Linked DNA regions of Mus musculus: region 2 is linked to region 1. Evidence: chromatin loops called from intact Hi-C (ENCODE). Cell type or tissue: left cerebral cortex. All regions are shown on one strand.

Region 1 (8,000 bases):
TGTCAATGATTCTGACATCACTATTTGGGTAGCCTGTAGGTTAAGATTTTGCATTAAAGCCCAAGGTCACTGGGAGGAGGGCAGAGAGAAGAGAGGTAATGGTGGAGACAAGACTGTGTACAGGGTAGACAAACTCAACAAGACCTCTGTCAGGAGAAAATGACAGATGGAATTCATTTCCCTCTAGAGAGAAATCAGTGACAGGAAAGACTCAGAGATTAACTAGAAATGAGATAAAGACTGGGAACTGCTACTTGCAAAACTGGAGAGATGGCTCAATGGTTAAGAGCACTGACTACACTTCCAGGGGTCCAGCGTTCAATTCCCAGCAACCACATGGTGGCTCACAACTATCTGTAATGGGGATCCGATGCCCTCTTTTGGTGTGTCTGAAGACAGTGACAGTGTACCCACATCCATGAAATAAATAAATTAATTAAAAACAAAAAAAGTCATAGGCAGGAGACACCAGAAGAGAGCATAGGAAGTTGTCAATAAGCTCTCTATCTGTGTCCTCAACTCTTTTCTAACCTGGTTTCCACTACCCATCACTCCATCAAAGCTTCTATACATAACTTTCTGGTTGTTGAATACATGTGACATGGTCTAATTCCTGCTTTACAAGGTGGAAATCTTCCTGACATCTCTCATGTCTGCAATATCTCTTTCTCTTAGCTTTTTTAGTTCTTTGGCAACTTCATTTCAGCTCTGTAAGGATGTTTTGCCATTTTTCCTCCAGTAAATATGGTGTCTGTATACCCTTGTTCTATCCCTTATCTTCTCAATCTATATTCCTATGCTTTGAATTAACAATAATTTGTTGTTGACTCTGTAAACTACTTCTAGGCATTTTCTTTGGTTTCAGATCTGAATATGCATACTAGACATAGCCTCTTCCTATTCCATAGAATTTGGAATTCAATACCTTAGTTAGAATTCACCCACTAGATCCTTCCCTGTTAACATAGTCTTGTTCAATCTAGTTTGCATGCATGCATCAGTGAATCTGCTTCTAGGTCACTTTTCACCCTGCACAAAGGCTGATGCTTCTAAACTATAAGAACTGTCTCCGTTCATTTCAAACAAACTGTCTCCGTTCATTTCAAACACTGGCTCCACATTCACTCAGTCTCAACTCTTCAATCTAGCTTTTTAGGCCTTTTCAAGCTGCCCTGAATACTTTTTTATATTTCACTGATCTTGAAGCTACCCAAATGTGCTATGGCGTTACACCTACACACCCACATAAGACTGTCCTCGTTGTAGCCCTATATGACTTTTATTTTTTCATATGTCATTTTAGTATAGGCGTAGATATCACTTTCATTGAAATCTCTTCATGATCTTCCCTTCTTTTCTTAGTGTTTATTCACACACACTTCTGCATGATTTAAGAGCCCACTTCCTTCTTCAGAGCCTTGATGGAATCCAATTACTCTTACTGTTCTTAAACTTTTCAGACAAAATACTGAACTCTCCAACACTGTGTTACAACTGCATCTGTCATTTATAACATTTAAAAAAATCCAGCAGAGTCTTAATCTTAAAGATGAGCAAACCTTATCATCTTACTTCCTAATTAACGTTATTGTCTTCTGTATTGGATTGGTAGCTTGTTAGCTAAAGTTCAAGTTAACGAATACTTATACTTAAATGTAAATCTGCAAATACAATAGGTTAGGTTTAACATTTTAAAAAAGGCTATCATTGGTGTGTCAGGAGGCATGTGTGCCATGTGACTGTGTGTTGTCAGAGGACAGGTTTATTTATTTATTTTAATTGTATGGTTGACATCTTTTTATTTATTTATAAATGCATTGGTGTCTTATCTGCATGTCTGTCTGCTTGAGGGCATCAGTCCTTGGAGCTGCAGTTGTGAACTCCTAAGTGCTAAGCTATCTCTCCAGCCCCCAGTGACAAGTTTGTGAAGTCACTTCTCTTCTTCCACCTTTATGTAAGTTCCATTGATCAAACTTAGGTTGCTGTTCCGAGGGAGATTTTCCTAGGGGCCCTACTGTAGACTAACAAATTTCTCATAATAATGTCTAAGAAAGTGCTGTATCATGTGAGCATGTGAAGGAGACAGTGGCATAGAGGGTTATAAGCACACAGGACAGTTGACACACCTGACAGATGTGAGATATTAAGTCAACTTTTGATGTTCTCGTTGGTAAATGTACTTGATTGCAACAAAGGAAGGCTGGAAGCTGGCTGAATGAAGACCAAGAACTGGGAGTTTTTCCCCCATTATGTTAACACAGAATAGGGCTTAGTTTTTCTGATGATTTACAGCTTTTGTTTGTTTGGGTTTTTTTTGGAGGAGGAAAGTTTTACTATTCAATCTTAATGAAAGCTCAAATTTTATTTTCTTACATGAATAAAAATCATTAGAGGCTATTTCATAGTTGAAAAATCTTGATGAAAGGCTTGGAGTAATTGCAGAGCAGTTGGCAACATTGTTCTTCCAAGGGCAGAGGGGTTCTGTGCATGGCACTTCTGGGGCTGCAGTCAATGAAGCATTAGTGGCTGGCTAACATGTCTCTTTAGGAGACCCATTTCACTCATAGAATCTAGTAAGCAGAATCCTTGTTTCCTTTTGTGTCTGGCAACATTGTCCAGTATACTGGCAGCCATCTTTGGCTAGGATACAGTGATGGAATGGTTCCTGACCATACTGGGGTGGCCTCTTAGAAGGGAAAACAAAAGTCACTGATGCCAAGGAATTTGTATGGAGAATAATAGTGTCAGTCAAGAGAATAGATGCAGAATCTAAGCGGACTAGTGACCTTCAGGACAAATGCTAGACCCTAAGGTCTTTGTATCACCACACCATAGGCCCATCCACACCAGTGAGTTGATTTGGTACTGATATGAATTAAACTGAATTTGGTCTAGGGAAATGGTGGCCTTTTTCTTATGACTTCACCCAAACAGAGGATTTCTTTGTCTTCTGATGGATAATAAACTGAACATAATAAATTCATTGTATGCTGAAATTATGAGTCACAGGAACACTTAAATTCATTTAACATATATCAAATCCTACAGTTTAGCACTCAGTACACAGTGTACTCAAGCACCAATTTTTCCTCTTTTTGATGACTAAAGTAGGGAAGAGAGAGCCTTTCAAGTTACAGTCCTGTAACATAGTCAGTGCGTAGCTAACAGGATTCAGTGATACTTTTTCTCAGCTGTACCTGAGGTACAGGGTGTGTGTGTGTGTGTGTGTGTGTGTGTGTGTGTGTGTGTGTGTGTATGTGTGACTTCTAGGATATAATGCCATTCCAAGAACAGGAGGGAGAAACAATGTAGTACTTGTTGTACCCAATGAGGTCCTATGGGAAGAGCTGCCCACCTAAATCATTTGAGGACCTGCGTCCTGCCTGCTGGTGGGAGTGCCAGTCTCTGGGAAGGAAGCAGCTTCTTGTATACATGGACAGACTAGGACAGTGTGATGACGCCATCTCTTTAGGCTTCACAACACACATTATTTGAAACACAATTTTCATTATCAGTCTATGGCTTGCTATGGCCTACTCATCCCATAGTATGAACACGAAAGCATCATTGGCCAGTATTGAAAATGAGACATTCTCTGAAATTATTACTTTTTGGCTAAAATGCTTTGTGCTGTATAGTCTGCTATGTGCTTGTTCATTGGAGATTTACTCCTGTCTGTTTGTCTATAGATATATAGATACCTATTTTTTAAAACATGCTTTAGGTGGCCCTCTTCAGTAAAAATATTTTCAACGTTATTGTTTTGTTCTACTGTTTTGGTGAATGCCCAATTTAGCTTCTTTCCCCTATTTTCTGATCTTTACGTAGGCAGACAGAAGGCAGTATGTCTTAGTCACCTTTGAAAAGTCTGGAATTTTTCATAATGTCTGACATGTGGTTAGCTTTCAACAGTTCTGAGAGGATGTAAAACAAAAAGTGTACGCAATCCAAAATAACATTGCCACTACACAGTTTACCTTTTGTCTAGCATCTGCTACTGTGTTCTGGTAGACTAGGCATCAGGGAGGATTAGAGATTATCAGCAATGAACATTCCTTGCCTTCTGTAGAACATATTAGCAGTAAAGAACCTCAATTCCAAGGCTGTCTATTTACTGCAGCTGATGTGGGCAGCTCAGTAACCTAAAGACCCTTCTAAAGTAAAAGCAAGCGGGTATGTCCATAAACAATCCAGATCTGCCAATGAGTTCCTGATGACTGATGCTCTAGTCTCTAGGATTTACATGAGGTTACTGTGAATGGGTATTGTTCATTCCAGTTCAGATTTCAAGCATTCATGTTTTAGACTTTTTAATTTTTAAAAGAATGTTAACAATAATTGAAGGAAAGCAGAACTTGGTTATAAAAGATGGCTGCCCTTCCCTGCGTCTCTCTGCTTTCCTTCAAATCCAAGGCCTCCTGGTTCACTAACTGCTTTTACATGCATATGCACATACATATGCATGCCTAAATATAGCCCATTTGATCTGTGTAATGTTACACATATGCACTCTTCAGGGCTGACTGTTTGGCATCGGACAATCTATACGTGTTCTATGAAAAAAACAATAAAATTATAATCTCAAATAAAAAAATAAACTTCATTTAAAAAATGGTTGCCTCTTTCTAAAGTGCTTCTTCTTATTTAAAAAGATGCTACACTTTTTAGTTATCCGAGCATTCTTACTGATTTACACATACCTTACACTCAACACACTTACCCATGGATACATAAACACACACACATGCACACCCAACCATACAAATATGTGAAATGTGTATGTGTACATGCACAAGCGCACTCACACACACACACACACACACACACACACACACACACACACACATTTGTTGCCAGTCTTCTCTCTTTATGGAAGAGATTGTATACAACTTTTTCCAAATGCAATCTGCTGCATTCCATAAGTCAGGAGAAGTAACTCTTTTGGAGCAAACTAGTGCTGAAGCAGCAACAAATACAAAACTGTTCCCTCCATAACACCCAGCCTCTTCTCCTCTCTTTCTAGATGACTTGGACTGACACTAATACAATTCTAAGGGAGAAGACAGAGTGGGAAAAAATGGTGATTTGGAAACAGCTTTTGTTTTTTGGCATCACTCTACAAAATACTGAGTGCAGGAGAACTCCCATGCCTAGATTTACGAGGAGATGGAGGGGGTGGATATCCTGTGGTTAGGTATTCAAAGTAGGGCTTTAGTCAAAGATGGCGATGTTAGAGAAAACAAAAAAGTGAGGCAAGAGATGGGACTTATACAAGAGAAACAGCTGTGCTATGTGGAATTTAATTTCAAAACCTTGCTCCCTACAGAGACAAAGCCATCTGAAAGGACCAGTATGAGCTCAGCCTGCACACATGCTAATTTGGGAAGGCCACAAAAAAGAACATATAAATCAAAAGCTGTAACAACTCCATAGGAAAATAAAGGACAATACAAGATAGTTGGCCAATTAAGAGCATGGTTAATCTGAATATCAACCACTGTCTCCATGTATCTGGTGAGAGACAATGGGCTGTTAGATTCATAGAATAATTCCTTTAACCATATAGGTGGTATTATTGTAGAAAGTAAAGTGTAGCAATGAATCAAATAATTTTTGAATATTTATATCACCCTTCTAAAGTGTTTCTCTTGGCTCCCTATAAGCAGGATGGAACTGGCATGCTTTGGATGCCTGCGGATTGCTTAGAACAAAAGAAAGTGGTGGGTGGTTTGCTGTAGCCAGCACAGCTTGAAACAATCTGGAGATAGGCACTCAACTTTAAAGTTTCTCTCTAGGGAGGGAAAAGAAAGCAGAGCATGTGGCCAGCATTCTAGATTTACCAAGGACAACATGGGAGACTCAACCTTTGCCTTAGAGCACTAACAACTTTAGCAGAATTGTTAGCTTGGGAGCCTGGGGGTTGCAGAGAACAAAGAAGAAAAGCAAGAGGTTGGTGCATAAAACATCTTTGTGCAGGGGGAGCTCAAGATCTCTCCCTTGGGAGAGACAGGGAGGCAGCAAGTATCCATCCAGTGACCTGACTCCTTTTAGAACCTTAGAGAGGAAATGCTACCTGATTGGTGACTTGGTATTTATGAAATAATTGTTTAGAATAAGGAAAAGCTGGGTGGCTTGCAACTGTGGAGCCATATAACCCGGAGCAATGAAGACAGATATTAGAGGGTATAAAGACAATGAGTTTCTGTAAAAGAAACTAACAATCCTCTATAATTGAAAATTCCATGCACAGGTACAAAGAAACAACATGTTCTTAAAGAGAATCTCTAAACAGGCCTTGAGTGGAGAGTCTTTTCTGTATCAAGCTCTTCCTAAGCTATCAAAGGTAGTTGTTTTTCAGTTGGAAAAATTTTTAAAGGAGCCCAGAAGAGATATAAAGAAATAAAGAATTTGGTTTAAGGAAGAAAAATATATTTACTATAAGGAAATAAGCTATAAGGAAAGGAAGGTAATTAACTGCATTGGATAAAACATAAAATAATCATGACAAAGAGGTTCAATATGCTCAATAAAATGATACATAATAAAATGATTACAGGACCAAAGAAACACAAATATCTAAAGATAGAAGAGGAAATTTTAAGCTGAAGAATACAATACCTGAGATGAAATTTTAACTGAGAGATTCAACAATGGAGACAGCAACATACGCATTATGGAAGTAAAAAAAGAAAAAAAAGACAAAAGGGGTAGGGAGATTCTTTACAGATATGACAGAAACACCTCTCAAATACAGAAAGGAAGTGGACAAATACAGCTCAATAGGATGGATGTAAACAGATCACAATGTTATGAGAAATCAGAGTATAGGAGAGAAAAATGACTTGTCACATACCACAAAATGCTTGCAAGGCTTTCAGCAGACTTTTCAGCAGTAAAACTTCAGAAAGGGCTGTGAGAGTTTATATCCTGAGAGTATAAGAAACATTGCTATGCAAGAATAGTGTTTGGCAAAAGTGTCCTGTAAAGGTGAAGGGTATTTCCACAGCATGCTACTCTTACAGCAAGGATTAACGGATTGTGCTACTCAATCAAAAGAAAGGGAAATGGCTAAATGGACTTCACAAACAAAAGAAAGATGCTATCATTAAAAGAACCATCCTTTAGGTTACAGAAAAGGAAATCCATACAGAAAATAGCCAGCAAAGAAGAGACATAGTCTAAGTGCACCAGACAAAATAAACTTCAAATAAAAATGGCCAAGAGAGACTGCATCCATGATAATAATGATGATAATAAAGTCAATCCATGAGGAATAGAAATCAACCCCCCCTCTCTCTGTCCCTTTCCGTCCCCTCAACAATTAGCTCTTGTAAAATGACCTGTCAAACACTGACAGACATGAGGAAATACTGGATTTCCACGTTCCACTTCAGTGACAGATAGAAAAACTGGCAGGCATTACGCTGAAAGGCAATAAATGACTGAAAGAATGCTACCGGGGAAATATTTAGACATATCCAGAGCAGTGGACACTATGTTCTTCTGAGGTATGCATGTACCATTCTCTCCACCCCAGGTCACATGTTACCTTTCAAGCTTCAGATTAAAGACAGCTGAAATGACGTCAGTCACATCTTACAACTAATGTTGTGAAAAGGGCGGAAGAAAATGTGCAGAAATTAGACATACTCTGCCTTACTCTTTGAGCCAATGTGTTCTGGAAATCAAAAGAAAACATGGAAATTATCTAGAGACAAACTTATGAAATCAAAGCTTAGGGGGTGCATGAAAAGCAGCACCAGTAAGAGTTCCTGGCAATGAGCATCTGCAGTGAAGAGAAAAGCAACATTAAATTTCTGAATTTTATGCCTAAATGAACTACCAAAGAAAGGAAATAATTAAATCTTGTGAAGATATGAGAGAGAGAATAAAAAACAAGTGGAAAGAAATTATGGTCTCTAAGAAGTATTTTTCCTCCAATAAAATTGGTCAACATTTAATTAGAATAATACAGGAAGAAAGCACAGAAATAATAAAAT
Region 2 (8,000 bases), 84 kb after region 1:
ACCGTGGCTCACAAAGCAGATGGCCAATTTTTCACTATACATCACCCAACTACCATGAGTTCTATGAGATGTGTCTCAAGTTTCCTTGCTACTTTATCAAAAAAAATTTTTTTAAACATTTCATTTAAATTCACCCCCTCATCAATGAGAGAATTCTTAGTGGATGTTGTTCTATTGTTCCCTAACAACATGCCTCAGCCACTCACGTTATTTTTACACTCTAAAACAGCATTAAAAAATGGCATTATCAAGCTGAGATTTGGCCCAGGTAAATACGTGGTAGTTTGGTAAGAGTTGGGCACAGAAAAACAAATCAAAGTATGAACACCAGCTTTTACAGTTCTTAATCTAAGCAAGGAAAAAATTAAGATATAGCATATAATTTATATTTTATATATAACCAGATGAAAAGGAGGAAATGTGGACACGTTCAGTAGTTTTAAATTCGCATGATGCTCATGGTAGAGTAATTTCCATGCATATGTGAGACCTGAAGTTCATTCAATAACCTGCACCATGGTAAACACATAAATGGATAGAATAAGGAACTGAATAAAGACATACAAACGTCAAGAATCAATATCACCAAATGATTCTAAATTGTTATTTGTGTCTAGTCTGTCCAGTTGACCCTGGTAGCAGGAAGGTCTGTAGTGCCCCCTCATGGCCAGGAAGCTTAATGGGAACTCTACAAGTATCAGTTAAAAGACAAATAAATAGCTGAATGCATTCATAGTCAGGCTCAAATGAGACACTTTGATAATTAATACTAGTTTCCACAAATGTAAAAGCAACCTTCTTTAAAAAAAACTATTAACATTAAATATCCTCTACATTTTATCTGTTCCAGAATTTGATATAAACATTATCCAGAAAAAGGAAAAATCATATTCTTCAGAAGAAAGAAGATTTCATCACTTTTAAGGATATGGATGGGTTTGGGGGAGGAGTGCTACAGGAGGGGCAGTAAGTTCTATGAAAACAGCGCACAAAATTTGTCTGGGATATAAAATAATTTGCCTTAGAGTATAACAACATGATGCACAAAGATTGGATCATTCAATTTCTTCACTTAAAACATTTAGTTAAAAAATCTTGAAAGATATTTTTTAAAAATTTAAGGCAATAAGTAAGTGATCCATTCAGAAACCTTTTAACACTTTCTTCAAATAAAACACAAAATGCAAAATTGGATGAAAAGTGAAGCCTGCAGATGAACTAATTTCATAGTTATACAAATTAGTGAGTTTTATGGCCAACAAAACAGAAGTTAAGACACACCAAAGATAACAGTGTTCCAAGAATATAAAACATATTGTGATTAAACTATGTGGAAACTATTATACTCACTCTAGAATGGGCTAGGTAGAGTTTTGGGGAGAGAATTCAATTCTAGACATTATCTTGAGATGCTTGATGTTATCTTATTATTGCCTTTAATGGAGGCAAGAGTCAGATGGGGTAGAAGAAATAAACTTTCTTATCACCAGGTTAAAAAAACCTTTTATTTTTTGCTGAAGAGTCAGATAACTAAAAAACACCACTTAACTGATTAACAGGAAAACAACACTGATTTGCTTTTAACTAATAATATTTCACTACTAGATACAGCTGAGGTGAATAATACTTTTAACTATTAGCACTTGAATATATTATGTCCAGTACAGAGAAGAACATAGATTACCATGTAATTACACTTGTCCATAATGAAATTCAGTTAATTAGTTTAGGGTACAAGTGCTTAGCATATTCAATTAACTTCATTTAGTGAACAAAATTTGCTAATGAATGATAATGTTTAATCTAATCTCTAACTCTAATGGAATACATACACAAGGAAGAGAGGCAGGGACAAGGTGACTGGGAGACAGAGACAGAGTCTAGGAGGTAAGACCTTAGATACATTTTTAATAAATACCTCAGAACTCAAGAGGTCATATAATATCCATATATGTTATACATTTACATGTATATAGTCATGTGATTATAATTCTACCAGGAGCTTACATACAATACTCTTCCCACAGTGTACAGGTTCCTATTAAATAGGAGTATCTGCAACTGCATAAAAAATAGAGAAGGTATTAGAAAGGATAAACTTGCTCATTTGTCATCTTCTGGCTTCTAATGTTAATCCATACATCCTAATTCTGAGCAAACCAAAAGTATTAAAATGATTGAATTTTCATCAGGGTGGGAGTTTGGATTACAAAAGCATTTCCAATGATGACCTCTGACTTCTCAGGTATTCTGACCACAAGGTATAAATACAATGTTCATTAAAATAAAATTCAGAGATGCTAAGTTAGTGCTCTTTGCAAAGTAAATTTTATAACCACACTGACAACCACATGCATGTCCTTCTACACCTACTTAATACTTTAATAGCCTTTGGGGTTTATGCCAGCAGGAGACTGTAGTCATCATACCATGGGAGGTCGCATAGCAGTTGCAGTGGGAACCAAGACATGCTCATTCCGGTCATATTAAAAGACTATCAAAAGATGCATGCTTTTCCCCAAGATGAGTACTTAAAAATTACCAAGAAAAAGCCACCTGTGAAGAACTTATTAGAGCCAGGTTAATTTGCTAATGATTGATAGGGTTAGATTGCACTGTGTCATAATGTAATGTGATAGATAGCCAGCATATTTCTTAGTCACCATCCATCCTCTACCCTTTTTTGAGGGAAACCTGTTAAGACCAAAGTCTTTCAATACTGTAATGACACAGGAGGAAGAGGCTGGGAGGGAGCAGGAGAGGAGGGTAGTGGCATAAGGTTGAAGGGGTTAGGCCTGATGCCACTCCCAGTGGGTCTGGATAGAGCCCATGGGAAGGCCAAAATGATACAGACCCACCTCCCAAAGCCTTTCCTACACATCTTCAAGCCTATGGGTCTTGTTAGAATCATCCCCATCCCAGCTCTAGAGTTCTATGATCCTATGATTCCATCGTTCCATTTTTAAACCTGTGGAGTGGGAGTGTTTCTGAGTACCCTGCTCACACAGATGGTGGTGGGAAGAATCTCAAGAATATGTTGCATGTAGTAAATGCCCACTCCACTACGTAAGCACTCCCTTCCATTCCACATCAACCAAGATTGCTATCTCAGAGAGAGTCACAGAAAACACCAGTGCTTTATTAATGGCAGCCCAGCAGCAGTGCATACATACGTAAGGAACACAAAAGAAGGAATTTCTCCCAGTTACACACACCTGGCAGTGAACACAGCAAGAATACAGCACACAGAACAGGGTTGCTTTTCTACATTAGCTCCGCAGACTGGGGGAGGGGGACAGAATGGGAGAGGGAAGAAAAAAATGAACTCAATGAAAGATAAAAATTAAACAAGATATTTCTACATTCCTGATGATCTAAAAATATGCCATACTAAAAGCCATTTGTCAAGGCAACCTTTCTGAGACTATAACACGACCACCATGCCAACCACCAGTTTCCACAATCGCCTCTCTTTCAGTACTGCTACAGTCCTTCTCTTCCACAAACTGGCTCTGTGCAAAACTGCTGCACAGCACAGCACAGCACAGCAATTCTCCTATCTAGAGTTCAGGTATCACCGCTCACCCCAATCCCACTGATGATCTTAGAGCCATTTTATGCTTCCTGTTACTTTCTCAGCCTGTCACTGCATATCAGACGCTGGCAGAATGCATAGCATCCTGCGATCCCACCATACAACTGTCCATAATATTTAACATGGCATTTCTTTACCTTGCTCTCCTTAGCAGAAAACTCTGAGGAGTTGGAAATTTTCATAGACTTTGACCGGTGGGACTGCCGCCGGATAGAATCCTCTCGGGAGTACTTCACAGAACCTGAGGTCCTCACCCGTACCTTGCTGGCACTCTGAACACTATTCACGCCAATCATTTTGAAGGTCTATCAGGGAATAGGTTTGGAGAAATAAAAAGGCACTTTCTACCCGTTACAAAGCTCTAATGCTGAAGGAACTCTGCCGCTTGTACTCCAGCAGCTCCAAGCAGCTCCTGAGCAGCTCTGAGATCGATCGCCTTAGCTTAGGAAGCACCAGGCTGCCTCCCCCAGCATCTTCAACTACCCTGTTTGCAGCGAGTCTGATTGTTCCAGGCACGGCTCACGTCACTAGCTGCAAAGAGGAAAAAAAATGTAATCCCACCCCTGCTACTCGGCTCTTTTACACACACACACACACACACACATTCATACACGGGAACAAATGGCAATTGGCCAAGCAAGCAGTTCATTAACATTCCAAAGAGCAACACCAATTTCTCTTGTGATATTGTGCAGTAATCTCATTAATGTCAACAACAAAACAGAGATACCACAAATAAAAGTCGCAAGTAATCTGCAAGGCACCACGTGTGGTGAGGACAGATGGATCTCCATTTCTAAACGGGGAAAAGAAATGCAGATGGGTATCAGGGTGTCACCAGGCTCAATCAATTACAGGCTTGTGGCACAAGACTAGCCACAAAGGCATCACGGTAATCAATAATTTTCCTTTCTTTCCTATTTTAAATTGTGTTGCTGATCAGAAGAATTAATGTTTCCTATAACCTTAGAATGCTACAGCCTAGGACTTAGACAGAAATTGCTGACTTGCTCAGCAAATGCAGAAGGATATTAGTTACCTCCCTGTCATACTGAAAGTTAAGGGGAAAAAAGAGGGTGTTAAATATGGCTTAGGGTAAGATCAATAAATCCAATCTAGATCAATAAGGAGATTTTCGAAGGCCACAAATGCTCTGTGTAAATGGAAACCTGCTGCTTTGTGAGAAAAAAATTTACAAGTTGGACGTTGTTAGAAAATGAGATATATTTAGTTCTGATACACCAAGTTACTTTTGAATGTAATAACTTTAACTGTAATACCAGACTTGCAGGTCAGCTGCAGAATAAGGTCTTGGTTTGGGTATTAATACAAATTAACAAAACAAAAATAGTATGTAAAAACTATTCTGCCAAAAACACTGCCTCAATTCCCTATGATACTTAAATCTAACTCCCGTTTTGATTCTTGAGAATTCTATATAACATACAACCAGGTCCTGATGTGCTTGGACATTAAGATATTGGGCTGCTGCCCCCCTCTGTTAACCAGCCCAGGGAAAGGGAACTCTGGAGCCTTTGATTTTCTGATATCATGACAGGCTGCGTTCCACTTCCCTTCACTGTCCCCACCTTTTCTCTGAAGCCTCAGGGCGCCAACTATTCTATAAGCACACTGACAAATGTGAGTGGAATTTGGTTTAAAATAATAATAGAAAATAAATTTAGAAGCACTTAGGGCTCAGCTGCCTCTAGGGATGCATGGAGTTCAGAGTCTATGCTATCATTTTGTCTTCTTCCAGGCATGCCTTTCTCACCTCAAGTTATTGGTTAGGAATGCAATGGCTTTATAGTTTATAGAGCATGTTTCAAAGATATAAAACATGTACTGTTAACAGTGCAATAATGCTAATCGTTTATAATATAAGCAATTGTAGCTAGAGCATATTATAACCATTTCTATCCACTGTAACATTCAAGGTGGGACCACAAAGATTCTGCATCACAACAGAGTCCAAGCAGCACACTGCATATAAATGGAGTCTCCTCAGAGAGGGCAAAACAGACAGCACTTATTATTTAAGCCTATGTATATTTGCCAGTCTCCATAGATGGCTTTAGAATTTCTCCTGAGGTGGTTTTCTTTTCTCTAACAAGTGGTTACTAAAACCAGTGAGAAAGAAAAATATATCTGATAATATGACATCCAACTCCACTTCTGGGAGAAATGGAAGGAATGTATTATTTTTGTCCCATTGCTGCTCAACTGGTATTAGCTAGCCATTAACTTTAATAATTTATAACCACTTGCATCTGCTTAATACCTACAACACCATCACCTGTAAGATAAGGATGGTCAGTCTAGGATGCTTAAAACAACCAGATCCAAGCCCTTAATGCTGTACTACATGATAGGGCACATCTCCCCAACACTGCAGATGCAGTGAACCTTTCCCACCCTGCATTCTGTGTTCCAGAACACATACCTCTGTCTGTCAATGGCCTTCACAGTCCAATGACCAAGAGCAGAAGGTGCCTCTAACCTCCTAAGCACCTGAGAGTCCTAGCCCTTTGAGTTCTTGATGCTCTCAGGGTCCTTTGGTTCTTGGTTCTCCATTATTGTTATGTTTAATCAGATCCATGTCCTCATGCCAGGTTAATATTCCAGATTATAGTCTCCATAATATCTTTGAATGGAACATGGGCTTGTCTCCGTTTGTAAACCTTTTCAGTGATTCCTCTTTGCTGCCCTTCTTCCAGGAGCTGTGTTGCCTTGTCCCTCACCCCTTTCCCACGGTCTCCATAGTTGGCTTCTCATCATCCAAAGGTCAACCTAAGGGTTACCTTCCAAAATTATTGCCACTAGTTACTCTTCTTAACAATCCTTATCTTCCACCCTAGGCATTCTTCATTATGAGCCCTACCACTCCAGTACCTCCAGAATTGGTCTAAGGCCATAGCCATCTCAGAACCCATGTCAGCAGCTAGTAAACATTTCAGTGACTACGGATGGAATAAACAAACTACTTAAATAGAAGACAAGTCTGCCTATCAGATTTCATGTCATTGACCTTGCTTTTTATAGGAATTTAATTTTCTGAAAAGTGAATATAGTGAAAAAGCAATGAATTCTTTTGATTTGCTTACAAGAAAGCATGCAGTTGAAGCCCTTTTCCCATTCTGTTGCTTAGACTTTCTACTCAGAAACAAGAACTACTACATGTTTTGCATGTATCTCTTTTCAGAGTAAATCCATACAAATATAATATATATGTATATATACATATTTATTATATATTATATATACATTTACTTATTATGGGAAATACATGGAAACATAGATATTATTGCTATTTATTTAATAGCATATAAGGCTATCTAATTCATTATTAATTGCATGATATTACATTATATGAATATATTATGTTTCACTGGTACCACATTATTGGACATTGAGTTTACTGTCATTTGCTACAATAAATTTAGAAAATGTGTTCAGAAAATATAGATGTAATATATCATATTTAAATAACATGGCTTTCTAAACAAACTGTATTTTTGTTCTATACTTCCTTTCTACTGCCCACTGTCTTGATATGGCTATATATGGTTTACAACTAGATGTAATATGAAAGAATCAGTTCAAAGACATATCACATGGCCCTGTTCTGCAGTAGCCTACTCTGAGGCCTTGCCTGTTCTAGACATTAGCTGGCCTATGCAGACAGATTGCTTCCAATAAAATAAAGGCAAGCCACCTAGAGAGCAGCAGCTGTTTAACAGCAAAAAATAACTTTCTATGAAAGCTTCAGCAAAAAACAAAGGTGACTTCCTTAACAGAACAGAATGGTAGGGGATAATATTAAGGCAAATCCATTAACTGTGGAGGGCTGTGAGCTAGCACTTCCCATTCTGATGCTTTCTCGGAATGAGGATACTATCTATTACGAGTCCAAACGGATCTTCTTAAAAAGGCTTTAGCTAATAATAATAGTAATAACGATAGTACTACTAATAATAACAACTACAATGAATCCATTAAACACATTTTTTATTATGTGCCTAGTAGGTAATGGGTAGTGGGGACATATACAACTCACACAACTTTGAATCATTCAATTATAATAGCACACTGGCAACAGTAAATTTCTTTGGAGTATCAAGGAACTTAAAGGCTCACAGACGTTAAATGAAATAATTGCTAGGACAATAATGGTATGTAGACAGAAGCTTTCCTCTTTTCTAAAATAATATTTTGGAAAATTAGTCAAACATACAAATAAACAAAACCAAAACAAACAAAGAGCCAAAGCCAAACATGAGCTAAATGAAGGGGAAGTGAGAGGTTCAGTTATGCACACTGGAGAGAAGACAACGTGAAAATGAATTGTAGGACTCAATCGTCTAGAGGCACAGCAAGGCTGAGGGTGGGCGGGGCTGAGGGGTCA

Evidence for each region. Peaks named below come from ENCODE experiments on the same cell type or tissue, not always from the same donor. Only the 100,000 strongest peaks of a DNase experiment are listed, where the experiment ranks them.
Region 2: it touches region 1 in a loop (5-fold over the local background); 2 of 42 quality-filtered maps call a loop at or near these places.

Annotation. Positions count from the first base shown.
Region 1 is chr8:67,730,176-67,738,175 of GRCm38, forward strand. All of the region lies in intron 12 of Psd3 (pleckstrin and Sec7 domain containing 3), which reads right to left. Among named protein-coding and RNA genes, the nearest start is that of Gm32888, 130 kb to the right of the region's middle. In left cerebral cortex, no CTCF peak of the experiment used is centred here; DNase peaks (open chromatin) are centred at 3,444, 3,877, 5,129, 5,740 and 1 more place; H3K27ac peaks cover 4,471 bases.
Region 2 is chr8:67,814,216-67,822,215 of GRCm38, forward strand. The region is part of intron 9 of Psd3 (pleckstrin and Sec7 domain containing 3); the gene reads right to left. Among named protein-coding and RNA genes, the nearest start is that of Gm32888, 46 kb to the right of the region's middle. In left cerebral cortex, a CTCF peak has its summit at 663 (motif pointing left); DNase peaks (open chromatin) are centred at 650, 3,016, 3,608 and 4,087; H3K4me3 peaks cover 4,723 bases; H3K27ac peaks cover 4,524 bases.